Linked DNA regions of Homo sapiens: region 1 is linked to region 2. The links are chromatin loops, found by intact Hi-C in ENCODE. Cell type or tissue: chondrocyte. All regions are shown on one strand. Each heading gives the region's core, and the rest is flanking DNA. Links, peaks and the distances in the headings are about the cores only. Region 1 overlaps UBR2 (ubiquitin protein ligase E3 component n-recognin 2). Region 2 overlaps PTK7 (protein tyrosine kinase 7 (inactive)).

Region 1 (8,334 bases), core at 213-8,212, 480 kb before region 2:
TTGTTTCTGGTGTGTTTATTTTAGAATAACCACACAGAATACTCCCTAATTTCATTCACTCATCACTATAAAATATTAGGTTCTTGGCCAGGCATGGTGGCTCACTCCTGTAATCCCACCACTTTGGGAGATCAAGGTGGATGAATCACCTGAGGTCAAGAGTTCGAGACCAACCTGGCCAACATGACGAAACCCTGTCTCTACCAAAAATACAAAAATTAACCGGGCATGGTGGCGGGCGCCTATAATCCCAGCTGCTCGGGAGGCTGAGGCAGGAAAATCGCTTGAACCCAGGAGGTGGAGGTTGCAGTGATCCGAGATTACACCACTGCACTCCAGCCTGGGCGACAGAGTGAGACTCTGTCTCAAAAAAAAAAAAAAAAAAAATTAGGTTCTCTCTTACTTTCTCTTTCCTTATTAAACAATCATCATTTTCCCTCAACATTACTCTTAACTTGTCTTTAGACATTCTACATAATTAAGACACACGATTTATTTCCAAAGAAACCTCTCCCTTATCTAGAGTCACATCTCTAATGCATGCCACAGTTTTAGATGTGATAGAATATTAAAGATCACACAGGTCAATCTCTTCCCCTCTTAGGAAAAAGGGACATTTTTCCAGAATGGCAGCACCAAAATCAAGAAAATCAATAGTTGAACTTTCTGGCTACAGACTAATAGAAAATATGGACTTGACTCTTATATTCAAATAAACAAACTATGAATTCCTAGGAGAAGAAATTCATTTTATTCTGAATCTAGTTTTTATTAAAGTCAATGGTCAGAGCAAATAAACATATTTGTGCATATATGCACCTCTTAATGCTAATTTATTTTTAGACCTGTAAAATCTGAGACACCACTTATTTTTAGCTGAATTTGTATGTAATTTTGCTAAAGGGATGTTAAAATAATCATTTGCTATAAAAAGTCACTTTTGAATCCTTAAAGAATTCTAGTTGTTGGCAACTTGTTTGTAAAAGACAAATATGTCACATTCTCAAGAAGTATTGAAAATCTCTATTTTGGTAGAGCCATAATCAAATTATGGGCAATAGGTGTTATAAGCAACTGCATTTATGTTCCTGTGCGTAGGAATAAGTACTATGAAGTATTAGCTATTGTTATTGTGCCTTTTATTTTTCTGCCGTAGAACCTGGTGAAGCGCCAAAAAATTCTCCTAGCATACTAGCTATGCTGGAAACACTACAAAATGCTCCCTACCTAGAAGTCCACAAAGACATGATTCGGTGGATATTGAAGGTAAAATTTCCACATTCCTCTGCTTTTTGTGAGAAATATTGAATATTTGTTATGTGTACATTGTGATCATATTTCATACAGGATACTGATACTTTTTTTTTTGTAGACTTTTAATGCTGTTAAAAAGATGAGGGAGAGTTCACCTACCAGTCCCGTGGCAGAGACAGAAGGAACCATAATGGAAGAGGTATAAACAGTAAAAAGTGTGATAATACTAAAAAATTACAGCAAGTTCAGTATGAACAAAATAAATTTATCTACATTAAGTTGCCAGTTACTCACAACATTTAAATTCCAAGAAATATGCCACTATTTATCTCTATTTGTTGTAGCAATTTTTTGTCTGCTTTTTTTCTTTAAAACAAGTCAGTTTAAGAGTCTTTTCTCTTATTTAAATAAGTGAGATTATAGAATAGTTTTTTAATTGGTATTTACAGTGAAGATATTTCTGCTTTGGAAAAAAATGTGCGTTTTAGCATCTAATTGTCTAATTGAATGGAGCATAATTTCAGAGTTCAAGGGACAAAGACAAAGCTGAGAGGAAGAGAAAAGCAGAGATTGCCAGACTGCGCAGAGAAAAGATCATGGCTCAGATGTCTGAAATGCAGCGGCATTTTATTGATGAAAACAAAGAACTCTTTCAGCAGACATTAGAACTGGATGCCTCAACCTCTGCTGTTCTTGATCATAGGTAAAAAAAAAAAAAAAAAAAATTAATGTCTTGACGAGTTTTTCCCAACTAGGGGCAGTGTTGCGTTTTCTCCTTGTAAGTATACTTTTAATCCTAAAGTAATTTAGTAGAATTCATAGGTAAATTTTGTGACCTCCATTTAGAAGATTTAATCTTAGAAGTCTCTGAATGTAGGTATGGTAAGTCCTGTGTACACCTGGTAGGGTATTTTCTGCAGAAGACCTTGGACATTCATGAAAGAATGAGTACACTACACTCAGTTACCTAGAGCGTATGACATCTGTGTTGAAGATTAGATTACTGTGAGGATTAAAGGAGATGGTTTTGATACATACCAAAGACTTGACAATCCAAGTTATCAAAACCATGTGTTAAATATATACATTCCTGGCTGTGCGTGGTGGCTCACGCCTGTAATCCCAGCACTTCGGGAGGCCAAGGCGGGCGGATCACAAGGTGAGGAGTTCGAGACCAGCCTGACCAACATGGTGAAACCCCATCTCTACTAAAAATACAAAAAAAAAAAATTAGCCGGGTGTGGTGGTGCATGCCTATAATCCCAGCTACTCAGGAGGCTGAGTCAGGAGAATTGCTTGAACCTGCGAGGCGGAGGTTGCAGTGAGCCAAGATTGTGCCACTCACCCCAGCCTGGGTGACAGAGCAAGACTCTGTCTCAAAAAATAAATAAATATATATACACACACACACACACACACACACACACACACACACACACACTACACACACACACACATACCTGTAGTCTGCTATTTTGTGATTATATAGAAAGTTTTGGGATCATTAATTATATTCATAACCTTTGTATTGCAGCCCTGTGGCTTCAGATATGACACTTACAGCACTGGGCCCCGCACAAACTCAGGTTCCTGAACAAAGACAATTCGTTACATGTATATTGTGTCAAGAGGAGCAAGAAGTTAAAGTGGAAAGCAGGGCAATGGTCTTGGCAGCATTTGTTCAGAGATCAACTGTATTATCAAAAAACAGAAGTAAATTTATTCAAGATCCAGGTAAGTCATAGCTAGATCCTCATCTTCCCTTTTAATAACAACTGCCAGTTAATGTGGTTGGTGATACGTTGAGATTTTTTAAACCTAAAAATAACTCCATGGACTTGGATGGTATCTTTGGCAGGTAACTTAGGCAGGAATTCCCCACTTGGCAGATGTGGAACCACTCCAGAAAGTTGCACCTGAATCACATAGCTGATAAATAGCAGGGATTCAAAGAAAAGCTTTTCTTTGTGATGTAACATTACATACTTTGGCATTTCACAGTCTTTTCCATCCTTCAGTACACTTGCAAAGTCCTGGTCATTTGTTGACACACTGAAATAATAATTGTTTTGTCTTATTGATAGAGCCTGAGTGGAATCTCCTGAGAACAGTGATGGAGAGTTACCTATGTAAGAGGCAATCCTTGAGCCAAATTGTTTTAGAATAGTAATACCACCACAGATCGGGTTCCCCAGAAAGCAGATTCTTGGGATACAGATTACCGTGCAGGACAGTTGAGGGCCCTCTTTCAGCAACTGAGGGAGTAAAGCAGGGAGATCCAGTCCGCACATGATTTTGTCCACCACAGACACATTTATTTCTCTGCTTGTAGGTTGTGCTCTGTGTGCGTGTGCTTCAGCGATACCCAGTAAACTTCTTGAGAGTAGGAACTGTGTCTTGGGAATTCCCAGAGCACTGCTTTAACCAGTGCCTTTCACACTGCAGCGTGAAAGGAGGTTTGAGAGCCCACTTTTAGAGTTGCCTTCTCTCTGTAAAGAAAGTCTTTGCATCCTACTTATGAAAGGTTGGTCTGCTTCATCTTTAAAAATGGTCATTTAGGCTGGGTATGGTGGCTCATGCCTGTAATCCCAGCACTTTGGGAGGCCGAGGCAGGTGGATCACCTGAGGTCAGGAGTTCAAGACCAGCCTGGCCAACATGGCGAAACCCCATCTCTACTAATAGTACAAAAAAAAAACTAGCCAAATTTGGTGGCACGCGCCTGTAGTCCCAGCTACTCAAGAGGCTGAGGCATGAGAATTGCTTGAACCTGGGAGGCAGAGGTTGCAGTGAGCCGAGATTGCACCACTGCCCTCCAGCCTGGGCAACGGAGCGAGACCCTGTGTGGTTTTTTTGTTTGTTTGTTTGTTTGTTTTTAAAAAAAAAAAAAAAGGCCAGGCGCAGTGGCTCATGTCTGTAATCCCAGCACTCTGGGAGGCCAAGGCAGGCAGATCACAAGGTCAGGAGATCAAGACCATCCTGGCTAACACAGTGAAACCCCATCTCTACTAAAAAATACAAAAAAAAATTAGCCAGGCGTGGTGGCAGTTACCTGCTACTCGGGAGGCTGAGGCAGGAGAATGGCGTGAACCCAGGAAGCAGAGCTTGCAGTGAGTCGAGATCGCGCCACTGCACTCCAATCTGGGCGACAAAGCGAGACTGTCTTAAAAAAAAAAAAGATATTTAAACTAGGTGCTTTATAAATTTCATTCCAGGCCAAAGACAAAGTTGCTAATTTTATTTAACTTATTACTTCTGAAGAAAAAGCATTAGCTGGCTATAAGTGGATTTTCTTAATGCTTTGACATTTGCACTGTTCTAGTGTTAAAGCAAATTAAAACTATTAAAGCAAATTAAAAGTAGTTCTTTCTAGAGTGTTAGGAAATTTCGAAGATTATACTAATTTATATAAAGAATTCAAAAATTCCAAAAGAAGCCAGACATCCATCTTGTTTTTCATGATTTTTCATCCCCTTTGAATATAAAAATTAGCACCAGGACAGAAGACTCTGAATTACCTTTTTTCCCCCCATCTGATCTGGTCTGTGCTTAGATTTTTTGTTGTCACTTTGGCTCTGATGTGATTATTCGCTGTATGAGTGTTGTTAGGCAGTCTGTCCTCTAGGGGGCGCCCCGTTACTGCCAAAACATTTTTTATTAGCGATCATTTTAACCCAGCTGCCCTGAACGCACATAAGGCAGCCCCATGAAGAGAGTAGCTCTTTTACCTGGAGCTCAGGGTACAATGGGAGGAATTGGAATATCTCAGCACCCTGAAAGTGTGAAATGTTCAAAAGATTGGATATATTTAAATTCATAGTTCTAATTTCAGTTTAACAATTTGAGAATGTTTAATTAATTTGCTGTGGGTGGTGAAAATTAGAGAGTCCTACTTTCTAAATAATCCAAGGTGTTGCATAAATTGGTATCTCAGAGGAATAAACTAGCATTTCATTTCAAATTTCAAGTCTTTATCAAGGATTTTACAATTTAAAGTTACACATTTGTTATAGGAAAATTAAATGCTTCACTTTTGTTTTGTTTTGTTTTGTTTTGTAATGCAGAAAAATATGATCCATTATTCATGCACCCTGATCTGTCTTGTGGAACACACACTAGTAGCTGTGGGCACATTATGCATGCCCATTGTTGGCAAAGGTAATGTATATTCTTAATATTTGTCAAGAGAAGTTTATCTAAGGGCTCAATATTTTTTAAATAGAGGAAATTTCATTCTAGAAAAAAGGAAAAGAACTAAAAATGTTGAAAAAATCCGTATCATTGCCTAATAAATAACAAAAGTTATTTGCCTTGTCATAGATGTAAAGTGTATGTCAGATATGTTTTTTAATTTAGCTTTATATCCAAGTCTCTTCTATATCTTCCAAAGAAGGAAGTGGATCTGTATCAGTCTGTGGATGAAGAAAAGGGTTTTTACAGTAGGATAAACTCTAGAAGGGTAATGTTGTCTTTCTTTGGGTCCAGGGTGGACAACTTTTGATTCCATAGATGTTAGTACTTGCTTTGTTACTTCCCAAAATTGTAATGGCTCCCTGTGATGAGATGTCCTGAATTTGTTCTACCTTGGTGTTTCCTATGCTTCTACAAAACCAACAAATCAATAATACTATTATTCTAGAACTATGCTCACCCAGTTATCATGAACTACCCCTAACAACTAGCCACCACATTGTAGTCCCAGCTACTTGGGAGGCTGAGACAGGAGAATTGCTTGAATGTGGGAGGTGGAGGTTGCAGTGAACCAAGATTGTGCAACTGCACTCCAGCCTGGGCGACAGAGCAAGACTCCATCTCAAAAACAACAACAACAACAAAAAAAAAACAAATAGCCACCAGCCTTGGGGAAGTGGCAAGAGAACAATGACACCAAGAAATTTTTGTTGCTGCTTTGTGAATGCTTTTTTACATGGCAGTCTTTTTTTTTATTTTACTCTTTTAGAACTTTTAATCCATTTGGATTTTTAAAATCACTCAAAAATCATGTTAAAAATAATTTAGTTTAAGATTTTCATTTTTGAACTATTTGTGGAAACAAATTATTTTAAATGTTGAAGCTTATGGCTGTCATTTATGTAAATTACCATTGTTTTGATACCTCATGTTCTCTAATTGTAAAGGTATTTTGATTCCGTTCAAGCTAAAGAACAGCGAAGGCAACAGAGATTACGCTTACATACGAGCTATGATGTAGAAAACGGAGAATTCCTTTGCCCCCTTTGTGAATGCTTGAGTAATACTGTTATTCCTCTGCTGCTTCCTCCAAGAAATATTTTTAACAAGTAAGTTTTGGCTCATGACAACTATTACAAAGCAATAGTTTGCTTTGAAGATAATGAAATAATAAATCAAGGAGGAAAACTTAGTCTAGGCAATTGCATAGTGTTTTCCAGATACTTTCCAAACTCTAATCATTTTCTTCTAGCAGACCTGTGGAATGTGATTTTAGTTTTTAGAGAGGAACAGGTGAAAATTTAACAGTTTCTAAGCTATTAAATTCCTATGTATTTATGAAAACCAAGTATCTGGTTTATTTCTAGGGACCCTACTTTTAATATCTTCCATACACTTTTCAAGAGATGCTCAGTAAACTGGTAGAGGGAGATGGAACAACTCAAACTGACTTTATAGGACAGTCTAAAAATCGAATAAAACTTTTTGCTGTACTGGCCATTCATAGTTTTAAGAACCAGGCAAAAAAGTGAAAATCTGTTGGTATATTTTAAATGGAAAAATCTCAGCTGGGCGTTGTGGCTCACATCTATAATCCTAGCACTTTGAGAGGCCAAGATGAAAGGATCATTTGAGCCCAGGAGTTCAAGACCAGCCTGGGCAACATAGTGAGACCCTGTCTGTACAAAAAATAAAAAGTTAGCTGGATGTAGCGGCATATTCCTATAGTCCCAGCTACTTCAGAGACTCAGGTGGGAGGCTCGCTTGGGTCAAGGCTGCAGTGAGCTTTGATCATGCCATTGCACTTCAGCCTGAGTGACAGAGCAAGACCCTGTCTCAAAAATAAAATAAGTGCTTGCTTCAGCAGCACATATACTAAAATTGGAACGATAAAGAGAAGATAAGCATGGCTCTTTCACAAGGATGACACACAAATTCATGAAGTGTTCCATATTTTTAGCTCTTTTAGAATTTGTCTAGCAGACTAAAAAAAAATAAGAAAAGAAAATGGAAAATTTCTGTAACTTCACAGTTTTTTGGATGCTTTTAGTTACGAGTATTGGACATACTCATTTCGAGTATGAATTTGATAATGTCTGCTTTTCGAATCTGAACTTCATTTCTCAATGTAGAATTATGCTATCTACGTTGCATGCACAAATACTAAGTTATGTGAGTATAAACGATCCATTTCTGTGTTATTTGGATTCAGTTCAAAGCAAAGTCAGTTTTTTCTTGTCAGTTTTAGGAGTTCAAACTTTGGTGTTCTTAGTCTATGCTACCACAAAATGTTCTTAAAATATTAGTAGATTTGAGTGTAAGCTCATGCTTTTTAATTATAAAAGAATATCGTGGTACTGACTTATCTGCATTTGAACTGATGAAGAAATTAATTATTGTTAGATGGAGGATTAACTGTGTATAAGAAGAAATCACCCTTGTTGGATTTCATCTGTCACTTTATTGGTCCAATTTTTGGGTTTTGCCCATGAGATTCAATTATGGTTTAGTCATATTCGAATACAATCATAAAAAGAACACAGGCTTTGGAATCTGACAGAGCCAAGTTTGAATGCTAGCTTTGTCCCTTATTCGGCCTTAGTCAAGTTACATAGCTCTAAACCTCAGTTTCCTCATCTGTAAAATGGGGACAATAATAAAACCTATTACAAAATATAGGAATACAACCTATGCAAATAATAATACAACCTGAAACAAAATGTAGGGATATTTTGAGGATTAAGTCTAATACCATAAGATATTTACAGTAAAATTCCTTACTAAGTGCTTGTAACATAATAAGCACTTGGTAGATATTAATAGTGATGGTGATTATGATACTTAAGAAATTCTAGCAAATTCCAATACTGAAGAGTGAGATTTTTAATACA
Region 2 (8,334 bases), core at 19-8,018:
AAAAAAAAAAAATATTGGGAGAAAAAATGTACAGTCCTGCCGTTTATCATCTTTGGGTGTATGTCTTCTTTTTCTGTGCATATGTTTTTCTTTTTTTACCTAGCAGTTTTATTGTATATATAGTTTCAGTTATTAAATTTACATGATTGGCTGAGTGTGGTAGCTCATGCCTGTAATCCCAGCACTTTGGGAGGCCGAGGTGGGAGGATCGCTTGAGCCCAGGAGTTCAAGACCAACCTGGGCAATACAGGGAGACCCTGTCTGTACAAAAAATTTAAAAATTAGCCAGGCATGGTGGTGCATGCCTGTAGACATGCTTATTGTAGAATTAGACAATACAGATAACTATGTAGTTTTTAAAAATATTTTTTAAAATTATTTATTTTTATTTTTTTTGTAACGGTGTAATTTTATACCCTTTTTTACTTACCATTGTCAAGCATTTCCCCACATCTTTATACACTCTTCATGAATATTTGTTTTGATGATCCTAATAATATTTCAACAATTGGATTCACTGTAATTTACTTAACTGTTCCTTAAATGTTGGAGATTTGGGTTGTTAACCAGCCACCCACCCACCCCCTTTTTTTTCATTGCTGCAATAAACATCTTTAAGCCAAAGTTTTTTTCTGGATTTAGGTTTATTTCCTTTGGGAAAGATTCCCAGAATTGGGATAATTATGCACGAAAGGGGGTATGAACATTTTTATAGCCCTTGATGTGAGTTGCCAAATTATTTTTTAAAAGGTTGGACCAATTTTGACATTTCCACCTAGAGTGAGAGAGTACAGTTGTAGATTCTGAGGAGGAAGTAGGCTCCCTCTGCTCAGGTCTGGGGGAACTTTCTGGGAGAGGTGAGGCTTAAAATGGATCTACAGCCTGGGATGGTAAAGAGCGGGAATGGGCTCTAGGAGGGAGAAGTGATGGGCAGCGGAGTAGGAACAGGGCCGATCTGGGCCCAAACAGAGTCCGGTTTGGCAGACGTGGAATGTCACACAGGGCAGTAGGAGGAAGAGGTGAGACTGAAGAATTGGAAGAGGGGTAAATAACGGAGGGGCTTCTAACACTTGGCTCAGGAGTTTGGACTTTGCCTGTGGGTGGTCAGGAGCGATGGTGTGTTTTTGAGTAGAGGTGAGGGACTGAAGGCATTGCCAGCTGTCTGTGTAACCCTGATCCTTCCCATAATTTCCCTTTGTTACCCCTGCAGATGGGAGCAGCCTCCCAGAGTGGGTGACAGACAACGCTGGGACCCTGCATTTTGCCCGGGTGACTCGAGATGACGCTGGCAACTACACTTGCATTGCCTCCAACGGGCCGCAGGGCCAGATTCGTGCCCATGTCCAGCTCACTGTGGCAGGTGCGACCGTGGCAGGGCCCTGGGGCTGGGAGGGCCCTCTGGGGTAGCACCGTGTACCCTGCCAGCCCCTTGGCTTACCCCTCCCTGCGCCTCGCTGGTCTCTTTTCTTCCAGTTTTTATCACCTTCAAAGTGGAACCAGAGCGTACGACTGTGTACCAGGGCCACACAGCCCTACTGCAGTGCGAGGCCCAGGGGGACCCCAAGCCGCTGATTCAGTGGAAAGGCAAGGACCGCATCCTGGACCCCACCAAGCTGGGACCCAGGTAGGGCCACCTCTCTCCCACACCCGTCCCTCCTCTCCTGCAGCCCCCCTCCCTGCGAGCTGGCCAGCACTATGGCTTCTCCCCCGACAGGATGCACATCTTCCAGAATGGCTCCCTGGTGATCCATGACGTGGCCCCTGAGGACTCAGGCCGCTACACCTGCATTGCAGGCAACAGCTGCAACATCAAGCACACGGAGGCCCCCCTCTATGTCGTGGGTATGGGCTGGGGAGGGTTATGCTGCACAGGAAGTGGTGGGCCCAGACGTTTGTCACCTTGTACTCAGCCCCTGTGTACAGAACATGGCACAGAAGCCATTTTTGTGGCAGCGGTGGGGATTCGGCCGTCTCACCATGCTGCTGCACAGTCTTAGAGTCCTTGCTCAGAGCCGGGCTGTCGTTTATTTAACATCCAACGGTCGGTGTGTGTGTGTGTGTGTTGTGGGGGAGTGGGGGGGTGTTCTCTTCCTACAATGCTGCCTCCCAGGTTCCTGCAGCAGCCACACATATCTCTGGGTGGCTGGGGAGGAGGACCAGGTCAGAATGCAGTAGGACAAGGTTCTTTTCTCCAGGAGGCCCAGAGAGGATGATGGGTCAGGTAAAAGGCCCTGCACTTAACTCTCTGCCCCTGGGAGACTTATTTCTCCTCTGGGGACTTGTTTCTGCATCCACAGGTGAAAGTGGTTTAAATGAGAAGCTCTTAAACTTTCTTGGTTTGGCAGCAGAGTTATTTTTCTAGACAAAGTATAATGTGAAAGTTTAAATGGATGAAAATGAACTGAGGAGGCCCCCTTGGTGGGAGCCACTGGGGTGTGTGTGGCAGTTGGGGGATCCTGCATGGTCTCCCTTCATTCCCCTAATGCCTCTTGAGGCCCCTCAGTGTGGGCCATTAAAAGGCCCCTAGACCAGCAGATCCCTTCTACAGATCTGCTTATTGAAAAACCTGCTCTGTGCCAGGCAGTGCCTGGAATTCTAAACCTGAAGCTCCCAAATGCTGCTCTCCGGGGCCTGGCTCACATTATCAAGTCACTTGGGAAGCTTAACAAATAACGTGGGTTTGTGGTAGCTCCTTGACAGGTGTGCTTATCCGTGTCGCCTGTCTTGGCTTCCGATGCAAAGCCAGCTTGGGAACCCCTGGCCTCATCTCCTTCAGAGTCTTCGTTTGACCTTGGTGGGGCATGAGGACCTGCTGGCCCTTGTTAAAGCCAGTGAAGGTGGTGACCCTCCCGGGCCATCTGTTAAGTTGCCCTGTTGATGGGGTTGGGAGGAGTTAGTAGAGAAGCAGGGCTTCTTTTGCTTAGCAGCCCCTGCCCAGACCCATCTGTGTGTCTCTCAGACAAGCCTGTGCCGGAGGAGTCGGAGGGCCCTGGCAGCCCTCCCCCCTACAAGATGATCCAGACCATTGGGTTGTCGGTGGGTGCCGCTGTGGCCTACATCATTGCCGTGCTGGGCCTCATGTTCTACTGCAAGAAGCGCTGCAAAGCCAAGCGGCTGCAGAAGCAGCCCGAGGGCGAGGAGCCAGAGATGGAATGCCTCAACGGTGAGGGGCCCTGGACGGGGAGGTGGTGCCCGTGTGCGGGAGCTGAGCGCCCTCCCGCGGCCACGGAGGGGAGAGCGCCAGCACTCTGGAAACCGAGCGGCTGTTGCTGGGTCCTGGAGCTGGGACTGCCCCACCCCTAGCGGGAAGCCTGGAGTTGGATTCCCAGGGCCTCGTCTTCTGAGCAACCTGGCTTGAGACTTCTTCATTGGAGCCCCTTGGACCAGCTTCCTATGATTCCCTGCTGTTTCCTCCTCCCAGCACAAAACCACAGATATCATTAGTATATGTACACACGTTGCTGTTGCATGTCTTGTCTCCCTCTATGAGTCTAAGAGCTCCCCCAGGGGCAGTCTTTCTGTTTACTTCCCTTCTCCTATCCCCACTTCCTGGACTGGGAGCTCCTTGAGGTCATTGCTGGGTCTCTCCTATCAGCTCAGGTGTTCAGGAGCAGAGGTTGGGTCTCCATTATTGTGATTTTCCCTTTGTGCCTGTTTAGGGCTTTGCCCAATAGGAGGCCCCATGAAAGCAAAAATCCTTATGTGTAGCTATGGTATTAAGGACCAGTGATTCAGATTAGATGTCTGCAGTTGGCTTCATCTCAGAGGTCATAATCAGCTGCATCACTAAGGGGTCATACCCTAGGGGATAGCCATACATCCCCCACCCAGCCCCAGCCCCATTATTTCATCATTTGGGCTTGCCCTTTCATGTGGAGCACTGTGATTGGACCCAAGTTGGCAAGAGTGGAAGACCAGGGGACAGAACAGAAATCCCCATGGTGGCCAGAGTGTCAGGTCTCATCGTGACGCTCTTGTCCTCCTCCTTCCCAGGTGGGCCTTTGCAGAACGGGCAGCCCTCAGCAGAGATCCAAGAAGAAGTGGCCTTGACCAGCTTGGGCTCCGGCCCCGCGGCCACCAACAAACGCCACAGCACAAGTGATAAGATGCACTTCCCACGGTCTAGCCTGCAGCCCATCACCACGCTGGGTATGTTGCCTTGACTACAGCTGCCCCTGCCTAACTACAAGTCACCCGCTGTGTCTTGAGGCTGGGTACGGGCTAGTGTTCTGAAGTCCCTGAAACCTAGAATGTTAGAGGTGGAGGGAAGCATAGGTAGAGATCTAGCCCAGTGTGGCCCCAGAGCCTGTTATTCACTGCCCTTCGTGCAGATTTTGTCATTCCTGTGTACTACCTGTAGTATTATTTACTTGATGTTTTATTTAAATTGACTCTTTAAAAAAAAAAACTAAGTTACCATTGTTCTAGGAAAAAATATGAGAAATCATGGGTTTGTCATAGTTACGTTTTTTCCTAGCATACGTTAAGACATGTTTACCATGAGCCACCAAAAATTCTCATGCGAGTCACCCTTTGGAAAATGCTGAATATTAGTCCCACCCTTTTATTTTGTTGCTGCAGACACTGAAGCCTAAGGAGGGAGGGGGTCACAGCAGAACCGGGTCTCGTGCCCAGCCCAGGTGGGTGGGTCCCCACTGTGGGAGAGGCTAGGCCCCTCCCCCAGGTCAGGAGCTGCCTCGGCCTGGGTGAAGGTGGCTGGCTGACTCAGACTGTACCCACAGGGAAGAGTGAGTTTGGGGAGGTGTTCCTGGCAAAGGCTCAGGGCTTGGAGGAGGGAGTGGCAGAGACCCTGGTACTTGTGAAGAGCCTGCAGAGCAAGGATGAGCAGCAGCAGCTGGACTTCCGGAGGGAGTTGGAGATGTTTGGGAAGCTGAACCACGCCAACGTGGTGCGGCTCCTGGGGCTGTGCCGGGAGGCTGAGCCCCACTACATGGTGCTGGAATATGTGGATCTGGTATGCTGTTGGCAGGGGACGTGGGGGTCTCGGGTAGGGAGGGCAGTGTCCTACAAAGGTGGGAGTCAGTGGTTGGAGCACCGTGAAAACCTTGTCTCGTGCAGTCTCAGCCGAGACCTCACCTGCCTGCTGTTACACTTTGCCCACCTTATGATGCTCAGCTTCTGCCTTCCCTGCTCTTGGATGCCTGCTTTCCCTTTATCAGCACCCAGTCTTTCCATCTGTATCTCAGGGGCGTTGGTCCTAAGTTTTTCTGGGACTTCTCACTGTCACACTGCAGGGATGCCTTCCAGGTCATCTTCTCTGACTCTTGTTTTCTTTGGTTTGTTATTTTTTCCTCCCCAAAAGCTTGTCCCCACTTGAGAATAAATATATCAGAACCCACTTTGCCTCCCTCCTTCCTAGCACCACTTGTGACATGAGTGTTACCCCAGCCACCAGCCTTCTCCTCTCCACTCAGGGTGTCATTCCCAGAGCTGCGCCTTCCTCTTCATTCCCCAGCTGGTCCTTGCCCTCACCCCATGGTCCTCAAACTGCTGCTTCTCAAATCCCTAGTTCTGGGGCAAGAGCGGGCAGGAGTCCTATCAGTCTTTCCATTAACAAGTACTTACGCGGCTGGGCACAGTGGCTCACACTTGTAATCCCAGCACTTTGGGAGACTGAGGCAGGAGGATCGCCTGAGGCCAGGAGTCCGAGACCAGCCTGGGCAACATAGCAAGACTCTGTCTCTACAAAAAAATTAAAAACAAACAAACAAGTACTTATGAATGCTTTATGTATGTTTCTGCTGCTGGCGTTCTCCTTTGTTTGTTTAGATTAGATTGTAAAGCTCTGGAGGACAGGGGTTTCCTCTCAGGAATCTTTGAGGGCAGAGGGTAGGGGACTGTTTTCCTCTTGGCTCACTGAAGATGGGGGCTCTGTTGCCCCACCTGTCTGGAGGTTCCCCTTGGGGTAGAAATGCCAATTCTCCTCCTTTCTAACTGAGACAGCCTCTAGGAGGCGTCTCCTATATATTTTTAAAGTTCTGCACTCCCAGTGAACTTCCCCCTGGGAAAGGGGCCCAGGCTAGCTTAGGCCTTCTCACTGCCTCCCCAGGCAGGAATTCTGCGAGCACCTGCTTGGTCTGAGGCTTTACAGCCAATGGCTGTGCACTGACCTGAGCGAGATGCCTGGCTTTTCCCTTAGGGAGACCTCAAGCAGTTCCTGAGGATTTCCAAGAGCAAGGATGAAAAATTGAAGTCACAGCCCCTCAGCACCAAGCAGAAGGTGAGGACAGGGAGTGAAGGAGGGAGGGAGAGGGTGCCCAGGGGTGGGCCAGGAGCAACAGAGGCACCATTTATTGAGGGCTCTCTATGGGCCAGGCCCTATGGTAAGAACTTCACATGTGTTACTGTAATTATCACGGTAGTCGTCTGAAATATATACTACTATCCCCATTTTGTGGATGAAGACATTGAGGCTTAGGAGGTTGTCTGACCTGTCCCAGGTCATGTAGCCTGGAAGTGGCTTTGCATTGCCATGCTGGCTTCACGGAGAAGAGCTACCCTCGGACCTTGCCTCTGGGCAGGAGCTTGCATTGGAGCAGGACGCCTGCCCACCTGCAATGAGCTCTGAGCTGGAGAAGCAGCAAGCAGTCCTAGTGCAGGGGCCTGCTGGGCTAGCTGTGGGCCTGAGCGTGTTTCTTCAGCTCTGAGTGGAGAAGACTCTTCTGTGAATGGGCTGCCTGGGTTTCCCCCTCTGTGGTTTGCATCTTGTCCTCTCCCTTGGGCTGTAGCTGCCCAGCCTTTCATTCCAGTTTTCCTCCTGCCTTTTGCGCAGAGGTTGTTCTGGGCACAGAGCCCTGGCTGGGGCCCCTGTGGTAGAGCAGACCTTGGTTGAAACAGTGAAGAAGGGAAAGCTTGCCTGCTACCCCCTGCCACCTCAGTCCATACCTTTCCAGTGCCTGGGGCTTGCTGTGGCCCGGCCCCTTCTTCCTTCCCTCAGGTTCTTCTTGCCCACAGCTGCCTCCTCTCCCCTCTGAAATGGATCTACTTCCTTCCATGTGACTGGAGAGTCTGCTTCCAAGCTGGCAGTGAAGTGACCTCATAAACCAAATCAGAGCTCAGGGCAGGGTAGGCAGAAGGCTCTGCCCTTTCTCCCAGGGGACCATTCCTTGCCTGCTAGGCTGTCCCAGGTCACAGACTCTGGAGGCAGAGCAGAAAGGCATGGCTGGCAGATGAATCAGGTGAATGGGACCCTGGCTGCCCCCAATCTCTCTGGGGAAGCAGCTCTGTGCCCTTCAGGCTGGCCCCCTCTTATTACATGTGAATTTACTAAGACCCAGACAGGACAAGTGACCTGGCCACCTGACACCACACCCCTACCTCCTTCCCCATGAAACTGCAGGAACTGTGTATAGTGGCTGTAGAGGAGAAGCCACAGGATGGGACTTGCTACACCAGCTAAGTGAGATTTCAGGACTAAAGAGCTCACAAATTAGGACACTCACAGAGCCAGTGACTCCTCACTGAGCCAGGTGTGGCCCCAGGGGCCCTTGGGAATGCAAAATTAAAACAGACAGGCATCAGCTAGGTGCGGTGGGAGGCTAAGGCAGGAGGATTGCTTCAGCTCAGGAGTTTGAGACCAGCCTGGGCAACATAGTAAGACCCTGTCTCTACAAAAAATAAAAAAAAGTTAACCGGGCGTGGGGGCATGCCTGTAGTCCCAGCTACTTGTGAGGCTGAGGAGGAAGAATCATTGGAGCCCAGGAGGTCGAGGCTGCGGTGAGCCATGATTACACCACTGCACTCCAGCCTGGGCAACAGAGCACGATCCTGTCTCAAAGGGAGGGGAGGGGGGGAAAGGACAGGCATCTTGCCCTTGGGGCACTTATGATCTAGTGAGGAGATTAGGTACATGAGTATGACCTGTGCCTTACAGACTTGAGGTAAAACAGAAAGCAAGTGGGAGGCATTAAGAGATGTTGAAGACACCCATGTCCTGTAGGTGGACAGATGGTTGTGGTTAACAAAGAAGTCTTCCTAGTAGAGAAAACCATTTGAGTTTAGTTCACAAGGACAGGATGTAGTTGAATGGCAGAAAGGGGATGGCTTCAAGAGTCAGGGGAGTCAAGGTGGGATTCTCTGGCTGGGATGAGACATAGGCTGACAGGAAGTCAGTTACCTTTCTCATGTGACCTAAGGGACTCTATTTGACTGCAAGTCATCACCATCTTTGCTAAATATCTTTTTCACACTTTTTTGCCATAGTGTCTTAAATATGATGGGGGAACTTTAATAAGTTGGGTTCTACACTCTCCAAGGACCATACTCTGCGTTACATAGAGAGGATGCTTTTAAAAAAAACAGGCAGGGCTCAGT

Evidence for each region. A loop is a pair of places that touch in the nucleus more often than their neighbours do. Peaks named below come from ENCODE experiments on the same cell type or tissue, not always from the same donor. Only the 100,000 strongest peaks of a DNase experiment are listed, where the experiment ranks them.
Region 1: a loop joins it to region 2, with 2.7 times the contacts of the local background. A loop is called at or near these places in 10 of 110 quality-filtered maps.

Annotation. Positions count from the first base shown.
Region 1 is chr6:42,656,868-42,665,201 of GRCh38, forward strand. It overlaps UBR2 (ubiquitin protein ligase E3 component n-recognin 2), which reads left to right. Exons shown (of 47, transcript NM_001363705.2): 27 at 1,157-1,266; 28 at 1,373-1,453; 29 at 1,779-1,957; 30 at 2,789-2,988; 31 at 5,317-5,410; 32 at 6,391-6,552. It also overlaps the pseudogene RNU6-890P. Among named protein-coding and RNA genes, the nearest start is that of PRPH2, 62 kb to the right of the region's middle. In chondrocyte, for the core only: CTCF peaks have their summits at 2,028 and 4,881 (motif pointing right); no DNase peak of the experiment used is centred there.
Region 2 is chr6:43,140,458-43,148,791 of GRCh38, forward strand. PTK7 (protein tyrosine kinase 7 (inactive)) reads left to right here. Exons shown (of 20, transcript NM_002821.5): 11 at 1,211-1,360; 12 at 1,474-1,624; 13 at 1,715-1,842; 14 at 2,960-3,163; 15 at 3,994-4,149; 16 at 4,743-4,975; 17 at 6,161-6,241. Among named protein-coding and RNA genes, the nearest start is that of SRF, 27 kb to the right of the region's middle. RefSeq lists an enhancer at 2,969-3,058. In chondrocyte, for the core only: CTCF peaks have their summits at 3,218 (motif pointing left) and 3,441; a DNase peak (open chromatin) is centred at 3,162.